Regions from separate parts of the Homo sapiens genome. Here all the other regions are linked to region 2. Evidence: chromatin contacts called from ENCODE Hi-C or POLR2A ChIA-PET data. All regions are on one chromosome and are shown on one strand. Each heading gives the region's core, a stretch centred on a gene start or an enhancer-like site at or near the end of the contact. The rest is flanking DNA. Distances are from core to core; before and after follow the strand shown.

What was found. A loop is a pair of places that touch in the nucleus more often than their neighbours do. ChIA-PET counts read pairs that join two places held with the same protein, here RNA polymerase II (POLR2A). Pooled maps may share reads with other maps.
Region 1: a map with no recorded cell type shows a loop between it and region 2 (10-fold over the local background). The contact joins the enhancer-like site here to the promoter of FMC1 in region 2. A Hi-C loop is called at or near these places in 2 of 37 single-sample maps with no recorded cell type and 8 of 50 pooled maps. POLR2A ChIA-PET finds 5 or more read pairs at or near these places in 2 of 52 experiments (BJ and activated naive CD4-positive, alpha-beta T cell).
Region 3: a loop to region 2 is called in a map of PC-9, with 13 times the contacts of the local background. The contact joins the enhancer-like site here to the promoter of FMC1 in region 2. A Hi-C loop is called at or near these places in 5 of 168 maps with a recorded cell type or tissue (CD4-positive, alpha-beta T cell, CD4-positive, alpha-beta memory T cell, CD8-positive, alpha-beta T cell and 2 more) and 12 of 50 pooled maps. POLR2A ChIA-PET finds 5 or more read pairs at or near these places in 1 of 52 experiments (CD4-positive, alpha-beta T cell).
Region 4: a map of dorsolateral prefrontal cortex shows a loop between it and region 2 (3-fold over the local background). The contact joins the enhancer-like site here to the promoter of FMC1 in region 2. A Hi-C loop is called at or near these places in 2 of 168 maps with a recorded cell type or tissue (IMR-90 and dorsolateral prefrontal cortex) and 8 of 50 pooled maps. POLR2A ChIA-PET finds 5 or more read pairs at or near these places in 2 of 52 experiments (Caco-2 and activated T-cell).
Region 5: a loop to region 2 is called in a map of natural killer cell, with 21 times the contacts of the local background. The contact joins the promoter of KDM7A here to the promoter of FMC1 in region 2. A Hi-C loop is called at or near these places in 10 of 168 maps with a recorded cell type or tissue (B cell, CD4-positive, alpha-beta memory T cell, CD8-positive, alpha-beta T cell and 6 more), 9 of 37 single-sample maps with no recorded cell type and 34 of 50 pooled maps. POLR2A ChIA-PET finds 5 or more read pairs at or near these places in 10 of 52 experiments (B cell, CD4-positive, alpha-beta memory T cell, CD8-positive, alpha-beta memory T cell and 7 more).

What each region holds. Positions count from the first base shown.
Region 1 is chr7:139,914,547-139,917,983 of GRCh38, reverse strand. All of the region lies in intron 4 of TBXAS1 (thromboxane A synthase 1), which reads right to left. Among named protein-coding and RNA genes, the nearest start is that of TBXAS1, 87 kb to the right of the region's middle. RefSeq lists enhancers at 777-1,076, 979-2,178, 3,080-3,437. Within about 2 kb of position 1,568, at least 22 of the 41 ENCODE cell types and tissues checked have a DNase peak (open chromatin) inside an H3K27ac peak, as active enhancers do.
Region 2 is chr7:139,339,448-139,342,723 of GRCh38, reverse strand. It overlaps FMC1 (formation of mitochondrial complex V assembly factor 1), which reads right to left and starts at 1,387. Exons shown (of 2, transcript NM_197964.5): 1 at 1,202-1,387. The coding sequence starts at 1,339. It overlaps FMC1-LUC7L2 (FMC1-LUC7L2 readthrough), which reads right to left and starts at 1,387. Exons shown (of 11, transcript NM_001244584.3): 1 at 1,202-1,387. The coding sequence starts at 1,339. TRR-CCT4-1 (tRNA-Arg (anticodon CCT) 4-1) reads right to left here and starts at 2,024; the gene lies at 1,952-2,024. It also overlaps a transcript of LUC7L2 not described here. RefSeq lists enhancers at 1,147-1,396, 844-1,411, 1,667-1,736, 1,767-1,836, 2,147-2,206.
Region 3 is chr7:138,751,042-138,754,344 of GRCh38, reverse strand. ATP6V0A4 (ATPase H+ transporting V0 subunit a4) reads left to right here. Exons shown (of 22, transcript NM_020632.3): 11 at 1,508-1,720. Among named protein-coding and RNA genes, the nearest start is that of TMEM213, 45 kb to the left of the region's middle. Within about 2 kb of position 1,689, at least 8 of the 41 ENCODE cell types and tissues checked have a DNase peak (open chromatin) inside an H3K27ac peak, as active enhancers do; they include CD4-positive, alpha-beta T cell, CD8-positive, alpha-beta T cell and PC-9, where a contact is called at or near this core.
Region 4 is chr7:139,994,313-139,997,376 of GRCh38, reverse strand. All of the region lies in intron 9 of TBXAS1 (thromboxane A synthase 1), which reads right to left. Among named protein-coding and RNA genes, the nearest start is that of PARP12, 67 kb to the left of the region's middle. Within about 2 kb of position 1,661, at least 3 of the 41 ENCODE cell types and tissues checked have a DNase peak (open chromatin) inside an H3K27ac peak, as active enhancers do; they include dorsolateral prefrontal cortex, where a contact is called at or near this core.
Region 5 is chr7:140,175,284-140,178,753 of GRCh38, reverse strand. KDM7A (lysine demethylase 7A) reads left to right here and starts at 1,771. Exons shown (of 20, transcript NM_030647.2): 1 at 1,771-2,010. The coding sequence starts at 1,817. KDM7A-DT (KDM7A divergent transcript) reads right to left here and starts at 1,493. Exons shown (of 1, transcript NR_024451.1): 1 at 1-1,493. RefSeq lists silencers at 1,363-1,792, 1,833-1,932, 2,573-2,752, 2,763-3,042 and an enhancer at 1,215-2,138.

The sequences.
Region 1 (3,437 bases), core at 319-2,818, 580 kb before region 2:
GGTTTATTTCTCTATTCTCATGCCTAAATTGTAGATATTAATCTCCTGGTTTACACACTTATTTCTACTTCTGCCACGACAAAAGTTAGGGAAATATGGCATAAATATCAGAGCAAGCTTTTACTAATTTCTTTTTGTTAAAAAAATATATAAAGATAGCTTCCTGCTGAACCAAGAGTCTAGTAAGACACAAAAATATGAAATCATTTTCAACAAGGTCTTGAAATTTTAGAAAAATCTCTGCAAGGCAGAGAGAAGTACATTTGAGCATTGAGAATCAACACCACTTAACACTATTCCTGTGTTCCCAAGGCATCACAAGACACTCAGTACTTTTAAAGATGTTAGAATTAAAACTTAGCTACCATGTTGGAAACGAAGCTCAGTGTGTTGTACTGATTAAATGTAATGCCATGGATCTGGCTTTTCTAGGACTTAGCCATGTCCAGACATTAGAAAAGCAGGTGAAATGGGAGACCTGCAGGGGACAGGCATCCCATTGCGACTGTCACCTGGGAATTCCAATGGGGCAGCCCATCCTGCAACAGGAAGCTTCCAGTTCAGATTGGAGGGTTTCCTATGCACAGCAAAGACCTTTCGCCATACCACTGGGCTATGGCTTAGAAGAGGGGGAAATTAAAAGAAGAAAGTGGGTGTTATAAGAAGAAGATTGCGGCAGAGAAGGAGACGGAGGTCACATAAAACAAAGAGGCCTCAAAATAGAGACGGGGGCAGGCAAATGAGGTTGCACACCTGTGTTTCTGGTTTCACTGCCCTCTGTAGTCTGTTTGTGCTTTCAGGAAGAACTTCTCCCTTGCTCAGAGCTGTAGACCCGTAATGTGAGTTGACCTTTCTCAAGAAATGCACAGCTAAAAAAAGTTGGCAAGGTTTGACTGAAGCCATGAGAGCTTCCCTAGGTCATGCATGGCAACCACTCTCACAAGTAAAATCTTGATGCACATGTTTGAACATCTGAGTGTCTTCATTTACTCAATGTTTGATTTAAGAGAAAGAGAACCAGGAACTCCAGGTGAACAGTTTTCAAAAACTGTCAGTGGTTACAGGTGTAGGAATGAGTTCAAGGGGGGCGGTTTTATGGCAAGTCTGCCAAGGGCCCCTCTCTCCTCAATGGATGCCAGCAGGCGGGTCCCTGTGGCCCCCGCACAAGGGCGTCTGACTCACCTGTAGCCCTGAATTGAGCTTTCCTTGCCAATTAGCTCTGCAATGAGCCAACATACTCTTTTCTTCCTTCGATAGGAGGCTGCTGCAGATACAGAGGACAGGAAGGTTTCCAGTGACTAATTTGCCTATAACTTTAGTCATCTTCACCAATGCCAAGGAGTTTGTGGTTTCACAGTGACTCATCCTGCAATGTTCACAGCTGTGTGGAGAGCGAGTGAAGCAGCCCCTGAGAGGCTGAACCTGGGGCAGCCAGGGTGCCGGGTATTGATGGTTCGGGATAAAACCACCCACCACGTCCATCACATGGCTTTGGACGTGACTCTTGTGTGTCAGTGGTGTGGCTCGACCTGTGCCTGGAGAGGTGACCTCTGTGTTGCTCATGAGGACCTGAGAGATGGCACTCCATACTGCCACTCCAGACCAGAACCCACATCTCCAAAGCACTAGGCTTAGTGTTTTGACACATCCCTGACATGCCTATCTGACCAGACCAAGCTAACATGGGCCAAAGACTGGCTTACCTCTTATCACCCTTCCCACAGCTCCCTAACTCTAGGCCTTGATAGGAGGCCAAGAACAAGAAGTTCTGCCTCTGGTTGTGACCATTTCTGCTGAGTCATGTGGACTCAGCTCCATTTTCCACAGATATTTAAAAAAGAGCTGCCCTATGGTTTCATTAGGTACCGTACCTGACAGCAAAGAAGAGCTCATTGAAAATATCTAAATAGAAACATCCGAGTCCTGATGTACCAGGACGACTGAGCTTCTATAAGTGCCAAGAAGATTGATTTGGGTTTAATGATAAGCTGTGGTTGCACCATCATGGAGCAGTTTCAGGAAGCACTGAGGACATTGATAGAGACCTACAAGGTCCACGTGGAAAATGAGCAAGATGAAGCAGAGACATTGCACAGACTCCAGAGGCCCAAAAACTGTGAATGGGAAAGCATGACATTAAGAACTGCCGCTCCGGATCCAACCCACAGTCTGCTCCAGCCAGTGTTCTGGAGTTTGGAAAAGAATATTTCACAGGATGATATTTGAATTCACACATTTGTTCAATGTTGTTGTATGTCAGGGAGCTCCCTGTTGCATCACCCCCACCTCCAGTGAATATGCTCTATGGATCCCTCATGGGATGCTTACGGCTCATGTCAAATTTCAGAGCTAAATCCAGCTTCCCAAATCAGGGCCCTTCTCCACCAGGCTGTCCAGGGACAAAACTCAACGTAACTCAAGCCTGAATTTGTGAGCAGACATGGGCTCTCCCTGTTGGAGAATGAGAGCATGCATTATTTAAATTCCTTTTCACTTAATTTATCAAACTAATATGCCGAGGTATTTTCTGTATCACAAGGGACCGTTTGGTAGCAGCCTGCATGGAGTAAGCATTTAATGTTTACCGAGTGAATGTATAATAAAGCTGAATTGCTGAACGCTTAAGTAAACATGGCCTATTAGAGGGAAGGCAACGTGGTGTCAGTAAGGAGAAATCACGTCTCACTAATCTCCTTGAGTTCTTTGAGCAGATAAATAAGCATATGGATAAGAGGGAACCACAGAACCCAATTTAATTTGACTTTCAAAAACCTGTGAGAAAATCCCACTTTAAAGACTGTTTTTTAAAAAATTGAGTCACTAAGGGTTGTTTTACCATCGATATGGAATTGGCTTAAAGACCATAAACAAAGCTACACATAAGTGGATGCATTCCCAGATGGAAAACTATAAACACTGGGATTTCCTGGAGATCTTATCTATGATGGGTCTTTTTACGTGTTTGTGAATGACCGAGACGAAGAAGACTATATTGCAACTCCAGGTTCAAGTAATACCTCATTCTTCTGGGAGGAATGTCAAGTTGATGGAAATTCCATTCAGTTGGAACAAGAATATATTGGATGCTGAAGAGTCAATATGTGTTTATGTCATGGGGTTTAAAAAAAATACAAGATACAGTTCTTGGCCTTAAAGAGCTAATAATCAAGCTAGAGTGAAAGCCATATCCTCCTTCACTGTAAATACTGGAAGGCACAAGGGGATCAACTGTGACAACGAGTGACACACATGGTGAGCGCTGCCAGAGTTCAGGGAAGGGGAAAAGTGCATGTGGATGGAGGCAGGGAAGGCTTCCTGGAGGAGGCAGTATCTGAGGAGTGTCTTGAAGAACAGCAAGAGTTTGGATGGGTGTGGAAGAGGTGGAGGGTTTTCTTGTGAGAAGCAGTAATGTGTCACCTGCCAAGTACTGTGTAGAG
Region 2 (3,276 bases), core at 138-2,637:
TTGGGAGGCCGAGGCAGGCGGATCACCTGAGGTCAGGAGTTCAAGACCAGCCTGACCAACATGGAGAAACCCCGTCTCCACTAAAAATACAAAATTAGCCGGGCGTGGTGTCGCATGTCGCCTGCCTGTACTACTCGGGAGGCTGAGGCAGGAGAATCGCTTGAACCTGGGAGGTGATCACAATCTTAGAATGGCTTCCCATTACACTTACAATAAAGTTTAAGTTCCTGTTCGGCCTACCACTTCATCTACCTCCACTTCACCCACCACACCTTAGGGCTAAACCACTCTCAACTGGCAATTTTTCTCCCCTTGGGCTTTCAATTGTGTAGCTTTTAAACCTGGACCCTAACCCCAATTTACTTGCTAACTCCAAATTAGCCTTCAGGTCCCTGATTAATTTCCTCCGGAAAACCTTCCCTAACTACCCCTTCTTTATACCCCAGCCCCTGTTGTCTACACCTTGAGCACTTATTTATCCTCAGTACTTTACTGTATGGCTCCTTAGGTGGGCAGCAAGTGTCTTAAGGACAGGACACATGTGCATCTGATTCTTCCTGTTTAGACCAGGTTCCTAGCACAGACCCTAACGTTGCCACCTTTTAAAAACTAGGTGAATTTGAGTTCTAAGATTTTACATTCTGACGTCCGTGGCTCAGAAATTCGACAGTTGATCGTTCTCCCTTTCCCCACATTGCTCAAGGGCAGCAAGTTTCCTTCCCTAAAGCCCAGTTGTTCTTTTCCGCCTCAAAAAGAAATGCTTCTTAGAATAACTTTTCTAGGGGACGGGTGAGGAAATTGTTGGCCAGATGCTGTGGCTTTAAGTCTAGCAACAGTACACCCTTCAACTCCATCTTCATTGTTTTATCCCCAGCATTGAATCCTCCATTCCACTTTCCTGACTGCCCTCCGCAGAGGCAACAGACCAGCCAATGAAATCCTTCGGGACGGGTCCGCCCCTCTGCAGGACAGGCTGACGTCCCCAGAGCGACTCTGCGCCCCCCCCCGCTGGTCCTTTGGTCCCCGAGTTTATGCCAGAGCATGGAGCCTAGGGCCTGGGTTGGTTTGGTCAGAACCAGGGCTCCGTGGGAGGGTTGGCCTCAGAAATGCAGGAATTAAACACCGTGCTCCCCACCCTAGCCCAGACCCGGCTCTTCCTCCCTCCCCAGCACGTAGAGCACCCGGGACATGGCTCCCGTACCCGATGTGCACGGAAAGCCTTCACAAGGTACCGATAGGCCGCGGTGTCGCGATAGGGTCGGCCGGTGGCCGCGCTCAGGTAGCGCAACTCCCGCAGAAGTCCTCGAAAAGTGTGCGACGGGGACCCTAAGGCCGCCATTGTCCTGTCCTTCTCCGAGCGTGGTGCCCAACGGCGTCCTACGACCCTGAAAACCCCTCCTCCGGCCCAGGCGCCTAATGGTACGGTCGGACAGACTACCGACTCCCCCTATCGACTGACGAGCAGTGGAACCGCTCACTTGTCCGTTGACCGAACCTTATTAATCGAAGGCCCAGGGGCGCCGTAACAAAATCAAACGAAACCCGACTGTTAACTGAAGGTACCAGGACCTCTAACCCAGAACAAGGGTTTGGGGAAACAGGGGCTTTTCTTCACTGCGTCATTGAAGATGCCCGTTAGCCGACCAACCGCTGAGTCTCAGGAGAAGCGGGCCCGGCGGGGGGTGTGGGTGTGGATTTGATATGGAACACGCTGAGAAGACATTTTTAAATGATTTATAAAAGGGATATCAAAATTCAACGTATTGACGTCTCCCCAAATCCCAGGGGACCTGCGGCTCAGACAAAGGACATGGGTGTGTGCAGATTCTCGAAAATTGCAGCCCACCAGCTAGTAAAAACACACACACACTTCCCATTTAAAAAAAAAAAAAGTAAAGTTGGCATATTTCGCTTTGTTTAGAAAGGGGAAAAAAGGACAAAAGTCACAGGCCACCCCAGATGGGACTCGAACCCACAATCCCTGGCTTAGGAGGCCAATGCCTTATCCATTAGGCCACTGGGGCTTCTGCAAACGACGCGCTCACACAACATATTCAACTATTTTCCTCTTTGGTACGTCATCGTCACTTCATTTTCGCCTTACCCTATCCCACGAAACCACACCTAGCGCCCACGTGAGGGGTGACGTATGCTGGGAGTTGTAGTTAGAGAACAAAAGTCCACATCACCGCGCCAAAGGCTTTACCCTCGAAACTGCACCGATGCTCCGGACGTTGAACGGGCGCGCGCACGCTTCTGCGTACGCGCTTGCCTGCGCAATAGTCTCCGCGCCTGCGCCGTAGTCCCCGCGCCTGCGCAAAAGCGGGCATGCGCCGTCGCGGAGCACAGCGCGCTGGGCAAATTGGCCGGATCTTCGAGACTCGCCCTCTGAACGTCAGCTCTGGTGGGTTTTTACCGGAAGCAGCCGGACCTTTTCCGGTGTTGCGAATTTCCAGGAGGAGCTTTGCTCCAGCGGCCGTTAGATGGCGCCTGCCGCGGTCAATTTCTGCTTCCGGTTGAAGCGTTGAGGCCATTTCCGCAGGCCGGGCGTGGTGGCGCACGCCTGTAATACCAGTACTTTGGGAGGCCGAGGCGGGCGGATCATCTTAGGTCGGGGGTTTGAAACCAGCCTGACCAACACAGAGAAACCCTGTCTCTACTAAAAATACAGAATTAGCCGGGCGTGGTGGCGCATGCCTGTAATCCCAGCTACTCCGGAGGCTGAGGCAGGAGAATTGCTTGAACCCTGGAGTCGGAGGTTGTAGTGAGCCGAGATCGCGCCATTGCTCTCTAGCCTGGGCAACAGGAGCGAAACTCCATCTCAAAAAAAAAAAGAAACATGTGCCGTGTCCTTTGAATTGGTGCGTCAGCGATAAACATGGGACAGCGGGGAAGTAATAGTACATTGATTAGGAATTAATTTTAAAAATTAGCAGTTCATTTTTTGGTTCTGTTCCTAATTGTATAACGAACAAATCACTTCGGAGTCCCAGTAAACTTACCCTTATAGTATCACAGGGGCTTCCCATTGTCCCTAAGATAAAGCTCAGACGACATAAATTGATCCTCGCTTGTACCTTAATCTTCATCTCTCACTTTTCGCTTATCACCCTCTGCTCCAGGTATCTCCACTTTCATTGTCTCTTCCCCACCACACACCTTACCTGATATTCCCTCTGCCTGAAACTTAACCATTTGTATTAATATGCCTCTTTACCCTTTGGGCTTCAGCTTACTCCAGAAGTCTAGGTTAGACGCTTCTCCAGGCCCTTGAAG
Region 3 (3,303 bases), core at 440-2,939, 590 kb after region 2:
TTCCGAGTAGCTGGGATTACAGGCATGCGCCACCATGCCTGGCTAATTTTGTATTTTTAGTAGAGATGGGGTTTCTCCATGTCGGTCAGGCTGGTCTCGAACTCCCGACCTCAGGTGATCCACCCACCTCATCCTCCCAAAGTGCTGGGATTACAGGCGTGAGCCACTGCGCCTGGCCTGTGTTTAATTTTTTAATCCTCTCCATTACTTCTTTGTCACTTGTCAGGAACACTGTTTCCCCAAAGCCATTGAAGTCCTTTCCCCCCAATTCTCCATGCTTGATTTTATGAAAACGTCATGAGGAGAATGGAAAATAAATTCTGCTAGATGTGTGCTTACATTTAGTATGACGGGTTGCTGCTGTGTCGAGGGCTTCAGATGATCCCAGCTGAGCAGCTTCTGCAGGGGCAGCTTTCTCCTTTGGCTCAGTCCCTGCCAAAGATGAATCTTAGACACTGTCTGATGCTGAGGCATATAATTCGGGCTATGCTCTTTGAGGTTTCTGAAAGTCACCTCTGTGCTGAGGTGCTCTTGTCTCCTGGAAATCCCCAGGCCAGGGGGCATTATATTGCAAAGTGACAGGTAGTATTGGGCTTGTGAGATGCTTCGGTGGCCTCATGGCTCTCGTTAATCTTAGAGCCAGCATGTCTGTCTTACAGTGTGTCTCTTACAGAGGCCATGTGTGCTGAAAAAGATTACCCTGTTTGTTGTATCATCAAAACATAAAAATGATTCCATTAAATAAATTCTGTGTGGGCCCAATTGTCCATTCATTCCTTCATTCATTCACTTGTCATTTATTGGAGGGATTATGTATGTAAAGGGTTGTGGTAGATGTAGTAATCTCTTAGGGTTGCTGTAACAAATTACAGCAAACTGGGTGGCATAAGACAATAAAGATTTATTCTGTCATGGTTCTGGAGGCCAGAGGTCTGAAATCAAGGCGTCAGCAGGGCCGTGCTCCCTCGGAAGACCTGAAGGGAGCCCCCTCCTTGCCTCTCCCCAGCTCTGGTGCTGCGGGCCGTCCTCCGCATTCCTTGGCTTGCAAGTGCCTACTTCTCTGCCTCTGTTGTCACGTGGTATTCTTCCCTGTGTGCCTCTGTGTCTACGTTTCTTATCAGGACAGTGGTCATATGGGATTAGAGCCCATTCAAATCCAGTATGACCTCTTCTTAACCTGATTCCATCTGCAAAGACCCTCTTTCCAAAAAGGCCATATTCACAGGTATCAGAGTTCAGGACTCTTTTATGTGGACAATTCAACCCATAACAATAGGACAATGAGGAATTTAGAAGAAAAGGAAGATACAATCTCTGCCTAAGGGTTTTAGCCTCTAGCGGGGGAGATAAACTGCTCAGGAGAGTTCAAGGCCAGGTGACAGCCACAGGTCAAAGGAGCCTGCCAGAGCAGAGGAAGCTGCTGTGGCCTGTGACACTCCATTTTTGGCACCTTGTCAAACAGCTCTGTGAAGGTTCTCTGTTTTCCTGTGTGTTGTTTTTTGTATAGGTCATAACACAAACAGAGTCTCACCGCCAGCGCCTGCTGCAGGAAGCCGCTGCCAACTGGCACTCCTGGCTCATCAAGGTGCAGAAGATGAAAGCTGTCTACCACATCCTGAACATGTGCAACATCGACGTCACCCAGCAGTGTGTCATCGCCGAGATCTGGTTCCCGGTGGCAGATGCCACACGTATCAAGAGGGCACTGGAGCAAGGCATGGTGCGTGGCAGGTGGAGCCAGGAGGGGTCCGATGAGTCAGCCCCTCTGCTGGGCTCTCAGAGGGTGTTGGCCTCATGGGCCACATGAACTCAAGTGACTTGGTGGTAGGATTGCTTCCTTCATCTTTGTGTCTTCAGTTATCAACCCCACTCGAGGACATAAAAGAAATTCCTTTGTCTTTTCAGTGTTTGACAGTTGTTCACCATTTTTTGACCTTTTGTGAGTACGTATTGAGGTTTTTTTAAAAAAAAAAAAAAAATAGAATCTCGCTCTGTAGCCCAGGCTGTTGTGCAGTGGCACAGTCTCGGCTCACTGCAACCTCTGCCTCCCGGGTTCAAGTGATTCTCCTGCCTCAGCCTCCCGAGTAGCTGGGATTACAGGTGCGCCCTACCACGTCCAGCAAATTTTTGTATTTTTAGTAGAGACGGGGTTTCACCATGTTGGCTGGGCTGCTCTTAAACTCCTGACCTCAGGTGATTCGCCTGCCTCAACCTCCCAAAGTGCTGACATTACAGGTGTGAGACATCACACCCGGCCATACTGAGCATTAATGTGCCAGTCTCTCAGCTAGACTATCGTTTTGGGGGGATTTTGTCTTTTTTTTCTTATTAAAGATGGGGACCTCGCTATGACACCCAGGCTGGAGTGCAGGGCTGTTCACAGGCATGGGCATACTGCCCTACAGCCTCAAACTCCTGGGCTCAGGTGATCCTCCCATCTCAGCCTCCCAAGTGGCTAGGACTACAGGCACGCGCCACCATGCCCAGCTCCACTCTGCTAGACTGTAGATACCACCTGTTACCTCATGGAGGTTATAGTCTAGCTAGAAAGATGAATAACCAAGCATCTATAATAAGAGCCAAAATATGTAGATCGCTTGCGGTGTGTCCGAGATGGCTAAGCACTCTGTCCTCGTTGAGTTCTCACCGCTCCCTCCATTCATTCCTTAGACATTCCCTGTGTACTAGGAACGGATCTAGGGCTTACACACTGGCAGGCCAAGACCCTGCTTTGATAGACATTCTAGAAAGGGACACGGAGGCATGTCCGTGACTAATGAGATTTCAGGCAGTGATGAGTGGTGGGCAGGAAACCAAGCAGGGGACGGCGAGGGGCAGGATGGAGAGTGGGGGCTTGTTCTGATCACCGTTATTCACCCCATTGAAGGAGGGACCCCCTCCTGCCCTAAATAGTACAAGATGGCCGAACACATTACCCTGACACTGGACAGACGGGCTTGACAGCTGTTTTTAGTCACTCGTCTTCAGAGCCCAGGGGAGAAGGACACCGCACGCCATGCGGGCCACACAGGGCTTGCCCTCGGGAACTGCGTTTGGGAGCAGAGTGAAGCAGCAGGGCCGGTGGGAGGCAGGCTCTGCAGTGAACGAGGGTGAGGTGACCTTTGGTTCTTGCAGAAGGATGTGATTAGCTTGTTTGAATAATTTCACGGGGTGGGAGGAGTGAAGCCATTAGGTTGAGGAGTGGGTGGCATGCAGCTGGTTTGGCCGATGGGGAACTAGCTGGGTGGCATATCTGGTGACGGCAGATCTCGTGTTATCTGAAGAAACCCTCTCTGAGCAGGC
Region 4 (3,064 bases), core at 412-2,911, 650 kb before region 2:
ACATTCACAGCTGACTGTATATGATGTTGAAAGAAATAAGCCCCTAAGTAAGTGATAGTTAAATCACCTAGCCCACTTTCTCTGCACTGGGAAGTGAGTGGACCACATTTAATTTGCAGAGAAAATGCTTTTGTTCACTCACCCCACAGATCCTGGTTCCCTCTATTTACTCCGATTAGCAGAGTGTGTGGGGTGAGGGGCAGGGAAAGAGAGGGGATAAGATACGGTTCTGTGCCATATAGAACTTACTCTGTATTTGGGAAACCATTTATTTGTTCATTCACAGATTTATTTTTATGGTAATAGGGAGCCACTGAAGGTTTTTGATGAGTCAAGATAACATACTGAAAATGGCTTTGTGTGATCTGACAACGACATGTAGGATGGCTGAGGTAGAAAGAGTTGGGAAATAGGTCAATAAGACAGGAGGTTCTTGCAATAGTCCAGGCAAAAGTGAGGTGCTCCAATCACAAGGCCAGTAGTCAGAATGGGAAAAGGGGCTGAAAGAGAGAAGCCTTATCAGCAGTGGCTGTCTATCTTGGCTGTTCCCTATTGATGCTGGGGCCCATCCCAAAACATTTCCACTTAATCGGTCTGGATTGGGGTGCAGGAATTGGTATTGTTTTAGAAGTCCCCCAAGGGATTATCACATGCAGCCTGGATTTCAGAATCACTGTCATAAAGGAAGCTCTACCAGGGGAGGTGAGGGTGTTGGGATTTAACGGGTCAGGGAATGAAGAGAGATGAAAGGGATTCCCTGGTTTCATTCCTAAGTGGCTGAGAGAAACACAGAAAGAGGACCACATGGGTGGGGCAGCATCTTCCAGGGGAAGGAGATCAGCTTTTGCAGGATTTTGCTGGAGGCCCCCTCCACCACCCCACCTGGGTGAGACCGTGAGCAGCTTGGCGTAGAAGTGGGGAGATGGTATCGCACAGACGGGGATGAGTCCTCTGGGATAGGGGTAAGAAAAACAAGCACAGAGCCAAGCATTGAACCTTAATGCTTCCCAGGGGAAGGTGGCAGGGCAACTGGAAAGTAAGGGACCCTGGAAAACATCTCAGATCTCCTGGACAGTGCCTGGGAGATTCAAGACTAAGAGAGACCATTGATGGCTGGCACGGTGGCTCACGCCTGTAATCCCAGCACTTTGGGAGGCTGAGGTGGCAGGATTGCTTGAGGCCAGGAGATCGAGACCAGCCTGGACAACATAGTGAAACCCCATCTCTAAAAAAAAAAAAAAAATGCCAGACATGGTGGTGTGCACCTGTAATCCCAGCTACTCGGGAGGCCGAGGTGGAAGGATCACTTGAACCTAGGAGTTTGAGGCAGAGTGGACTATGATTGCCAGTAATAATAATGATAATAATGAAGAAGAAGACGCGCCATTATATTTGTCAACTGTGGCAGGGACAAGGCCAAAACCAAGTCAGTGGGGTCGCAGGATGAGTAGTTAGAGAGGGGATGAATGAGAGGGAGCGAGGGGAGACTGGCAGACTGCTTCTACCAGGCACACTGAAAGAATTTGGGAGAACAGAACAAACTGAAGGGAGGCAGGAGCGCATCATCACCCATCTGCAGGGTGAGCCCATGGCCAAGGAAAAGGCAGTGCTGTGCCATGCAGTTGTGGGGGTGGAGCCAGGCCCCATGGCATCAGTCCCAGAAAGAAAGATTCTGACTCCACGTGGGGCAGGATTTTCAAAGGACTACAACTTCACAATGCAATAGGCAAGCCCAGGTCCACCGGGGCTTTTCACACGAGGTTATGGAGCATCTGAAAAGGTCGCTGTGGGATATTCATAGGTCCCTCATCAACAGGAGAGCCACACGAGAGACCCCAAGGTGCCCTCCACCTCTGGACCGGTCTGATGCAGCATGGCCACGCCCCCACCCACCCAGGGACAGCCTCATGACCTTAGCAGATCCTGGTCACTCTGCCAGGCCAAATAAACGTGACGGGAAGGCGGAGAGCCATCAACTTGCCCTCCGCACACCCCTCCTGCATTTCCCATCCCTCATCTTCGTGTGCATCTTGTTGATGATTTGCTGTAGGAGTCAGAGAGCAGGTCACTAGCTGTTTGGGGAAATGGTAAACAAAGATAAGAGCTTTAAGCACTGGAATTTATTTTTTATCCACTGGCCTAAAAGCAACTGCATGTTAAATTTAGAAAGCTGGTGCCAGACCCCTCCCCGCCCCTCCTGCTTCCTGCTCCTCTTACCGCCCATGCTCAAAGCATGGTCTCAGCTGACTATAGAATACGAGATGTGTTTGTAAAGCCCAGGAGTCTTCAGAGGCTGCCTGCCTGGATGTTTATAAAAATGTCTCATCTGAGGGCCTGGGAGAAAGGGGCCGTTTCCTGCGCTCCCCAGCTCTGCTCACCATTCTAGCAGCAGCCATCTCTGCCCAAATATTTACCCAAACGTCCTCCCTGGTCAGGGCCCTGGGTGCATCAGTCCCCCACTGTCGTCAGGTGGGATGCCCGCAAGGGAGGGGGCAGCATTTTCAGCAGACCACCGATGGATTTATTAATAAGGCCTCCCTCACGCCTGGGAATCTATTATTGAACAGCTCTCTTTTCTCCGTGGGTTAAATCCCTTTGCTACCAACTCTAAGAACCTGCAGAAATCCTTCTATTGACCTGGAATTCTGTTGTATTGAATATTGTCTGAAATAAATGAGCCATTGTCTGGGCTCAGAATTTTCTGGGTAGAAAGAGATCTCCACTGTGATGTAATTTATTGCAGCAGGAGTTTTTTTTTTCTTTTTTTCCAGCTCATCCTGAATTCCCTATTGCCCACTCGGTCCATTTTCACAGTCCAGGATATAAGTGGGGAGGGCTAGGCCCAAGCTTAAAAAAAAAGCCTCCTTTGCCCAAGGATGATGTCCAGAGGCCTAAATGGTGACTGGTACCAGATTTTAAGGGCTACTGAGTAACTGAGGTCCATTTGTGTGGCCAGCTTAGAAGAAAAGAGATCAGACCAACACTCTCAGCTGGCATTGGGAGACCAGTCATAGGACAGTAAAAAGGGAAGAGCAGCTGGGCACAATGGCTCACGCCTGTAATC
Region 5 (3,470 bases), core at 522-3,021, 840 kb before region 2:
TATATATGCCAAACAGTGATGTGATAGAAAAACGAATAGTTGCAGAATTGAGACACTTAAAAACTTCAGTTACAGCTCTAATATATGAGACTTCAGTCAAGTTACTAGCTTTCCTCAACTATAAAAAGGAGATTAGGCAGGACTTGGTGGCTCACGCCTGTAATCCCAGCACTTTGAGAGGCCGAGGCGGGCGGATCACTTGAGGTCAGGAGTTCAAACAGCCTGGCCAACATGGTGAAACCCCGTCTCTATTAAAAATACAAAATTACCCGGGTGCGGTGGCGTGCGCCTGTAATCCCAGCTACTTGGGAGGCTGAGGCAGGAGGATCCCTCGAACCCGGGAGGTGGAAGTTGCAATGAGCCGAGATCACAGCACTGCACTGCACTCCAGCGCGGGCAACAAGAACGAAACTCCGTTTCAAAGAAAGAAAGGAAAGAAAGGAAAGGAAAGGAAAGGAAAGGGAGGGAGGGAAGGAAGGAAGGAAGGAAGGAAGGAAGGAAGGAAGGAAGGAAGGAAAGAAAGGAAAGAAAGAAAGAAATGGAGAATTAGATCAGCGACTCTTTGCCTGGGGGTGGGTGACAGAACAACACTTCTTCCTCCCCTAACAAAAATTACCTATGGAGCTGTGAGGGCTTTCCCCACTGATAGAAATGCCAGCAGAAATTCAGCTACAAATACTCAATCCAATAATCCTTAACATCACTTCCAATCCACAGTTATGATTCCAACGCAATCTTTTCTATACAGTATTTGTCAGCTGTTTTTATTCTTCAGTTTATCATCTTATATTTGGCTCTCAATTTCACCCATAAATTATTGATGGCTTATTATACGCCAAGTACCCTGCGCTCCGCTTTTTGTGGTATCCCTCTTCGGAGCGAGAAGTCACTTAGAATTTTACCCCATCTTCCCCACTTGGGAATCGGAAGGGTTCATAGCTAAGTTTTGTTATTTATAAGCACGCCGGCTCTTCTCTATCCCTCTCTCCACCAACCCCATTTCAAGGTTGGTCCCTCCCAGCGGACGACAGTGATGAATTCCTCTTGGGGACAGCCCTCCCGCAACTAACGGTGGCTCCATCGACGCTCTGGTCTCCTTGCTGCTCGCTGGGAATTCGGGTGGGACGTTTTCCAAAGTTTGGATTCCACGGCACATTCCTCCCTCGGAAAGGCACAACCGGCTCGGCGTGTCAGCTCAGCTGGACTCACGCCGGTGCGGGGCCGCAGCTCCGGTTCTCGCTGGGCGGCTGCGGAGGGCTGGGCGATTCTCTCAGCGTCGCGAGGCGACCCGGGCAGCAGCAAACTTCTCCGCTTCCCCTCTTCGGGACGCGGCACCTCTTCTGCCCTTGAGCACTCCGCAGGAACTTCCCCCGGCCTCGGCTCTCGCTCCGAAATAACCGAGCCAGCTCCTCGCACGCTCCCGCCGTCCTCCTCCGGCTGCGGCCGCGCGCCCGCCGCCACCGCCACCACCGCGCGTGTCCTCACGGGGCCTCAGCTCCCTCCGCCCCCGCAGCCGCCTGCGTGCCCTTCAACAGCTCCCTCCGCCCGGCCGTCGCGGAGAGGAGCGGGGAGCGCGCGCCGGCGCCAGAGACGTGCGCGAGACGCACGGCCCCGCGCCGAGCGCCGGAAGCAGCCGAGTCTGGGCCTCGCGCGTCGCGCGCGCCTCCTCCCCCTCCGCCAGCCGCCGCGGCCTCGCGCGCGCGCACTGAGGCGCCGCCGCCGCCGCGGCTGCTGCAGGAGGCGGCGCTGGCTGGCGGCTGCGCTCGCTCCAGTCGGCGAGCGGAGTAGCGAGCGAGCGTGTGTGTGTTTTTTAAAGATGGCCGGAGCGGCGGCGGCGGTGGCCGCGGGAGCAGCAGCTGGAGCCGCCGCGGCAGCCGTGTCGGTGGCGGCTCCCGGCCGGGCCTCGGCGCCTCCGCCGCCCCCGCCCGTGTACTGTGTGTGCCGGCAGCCGTACGACGTGAACCGCTTCATGATCGAGTGCGATATCTGCAAGGACTGGTTCCACGGCAGGTAAATAAACCCCCTCCAGCCCCGCAGCCGCCACCGCCGGCCACCGACCAACCGCCGCCGCCGCCGGCCGCCCGCGCCTCCCTCGGGCCGGGCCGCCGCGCCGCGCCCAGCTTTCAGGGGGCCCCGGTGCCTAGCCCCCCGGCCGGGCAGTGGGGCGCGCGGTGCCCCGGGTTCGCCGGGCGGGCTCCAGAGGGGAGCCGGTGGGCTCGCCTGGCCCGGGCGAAGAGTCGCCACAACAAACACGAACAAAGAGGGCCGGCGGATAAGTTGGCAGGGGGAGCCTGGGGCGAGGGGACGCGGCCGGGCGGGCGCGGCGGGGGCGTCGGGCGGAGCGCCGGCCGGGTCCGCAGCCCCTCGCCAGCCCGGGCCGCCGCCGCCCCGCCCCGCCCCGCCGCGCCCGGGGCTCCGGCCGGAGTCGCCGGCCGCCCCGCCGCTCTGCCCGGCCGGCCGACGCGCCTGCCTTCCTTCCGGGCGGCGATGGGGTCGCCCCGGCCCCGCGTCTCCTCCGCGCCGCGGGTCCCTGTCGCGCCCCCTTCCCCGTCTTTATCAAACTTCCTGGGCCAGTGGGACGGGGGCAGCGGCGGGCCGGAGAGGCGACCGCGCCAGCCAGCTCGGCGGGGCTCCGCGGAGTAAACAGAGCAACAGATGAGGCACTCGCTCTCGGGGACTTGAAAGGTGCCGGGGAAGTTGGGGCCGGGCCCCCGGCGGGCGGCAGGTTGACCCGGGTCGCGGTCCTGGGCCCCCGCACACACCCGGGTCGCCGGGACTGGGGCAGATGGAGTGGGTTGCGGCGGCCCGAAGGGAACGCTTCTCCGGACCCCCTGCGTTGCCCTCGCGCCGCGGCTTAAACTTTACAAAGAGTGCAGTTGCCATCGCTCGAAGCTGGCGACACCGGGACCGCCTGCGGCTGTGCCCGGGCGCCGGTGCCGGCGAACTTGAGTCGGCCGGGCGGACGCTGCGGGGCCGGCTGGCGGCGGCGGCGGACGCTGCCCTCTGATTCAGCCGCCGCCGCGCTCCGGGTTTGACGTTTGAGAGCTCGGGCCGCCTCCGCAGCCAGGCCGCCGACTCGTGTGTTTTGTAATCAAAGTGTGAGGCTAATAAAGGGCGGCGCCACAGCCTCTTGACTCCGGCGTGGGAGGGATTCACAGGCATTTAAACAAAGAAACTAGTTGGGGTTGGGCTCCCAAAGTCCTTATTTGGGTGTTGTGGCAAAGCCTGCGGTCACCTTTAGTTGAAGCCGGTTTCCCGGGCCCCGTTTGGTGTTGTCTCTTGGCGAGAGCACGCTCACGAGTAATAGCAGATATGGTGACTGTGATTGTAGGAAGTGTCTTTTGATTGACAGCAGGACATTTAAATACAGCCTCCGCTCCCCCCCTCCCCAATTTTACAGAAACACTACAAGACCAGGCCAGATGTCTTAGTCTCCCTCTACTGGTCCAGGGAGAGAAAACCATGTAAAT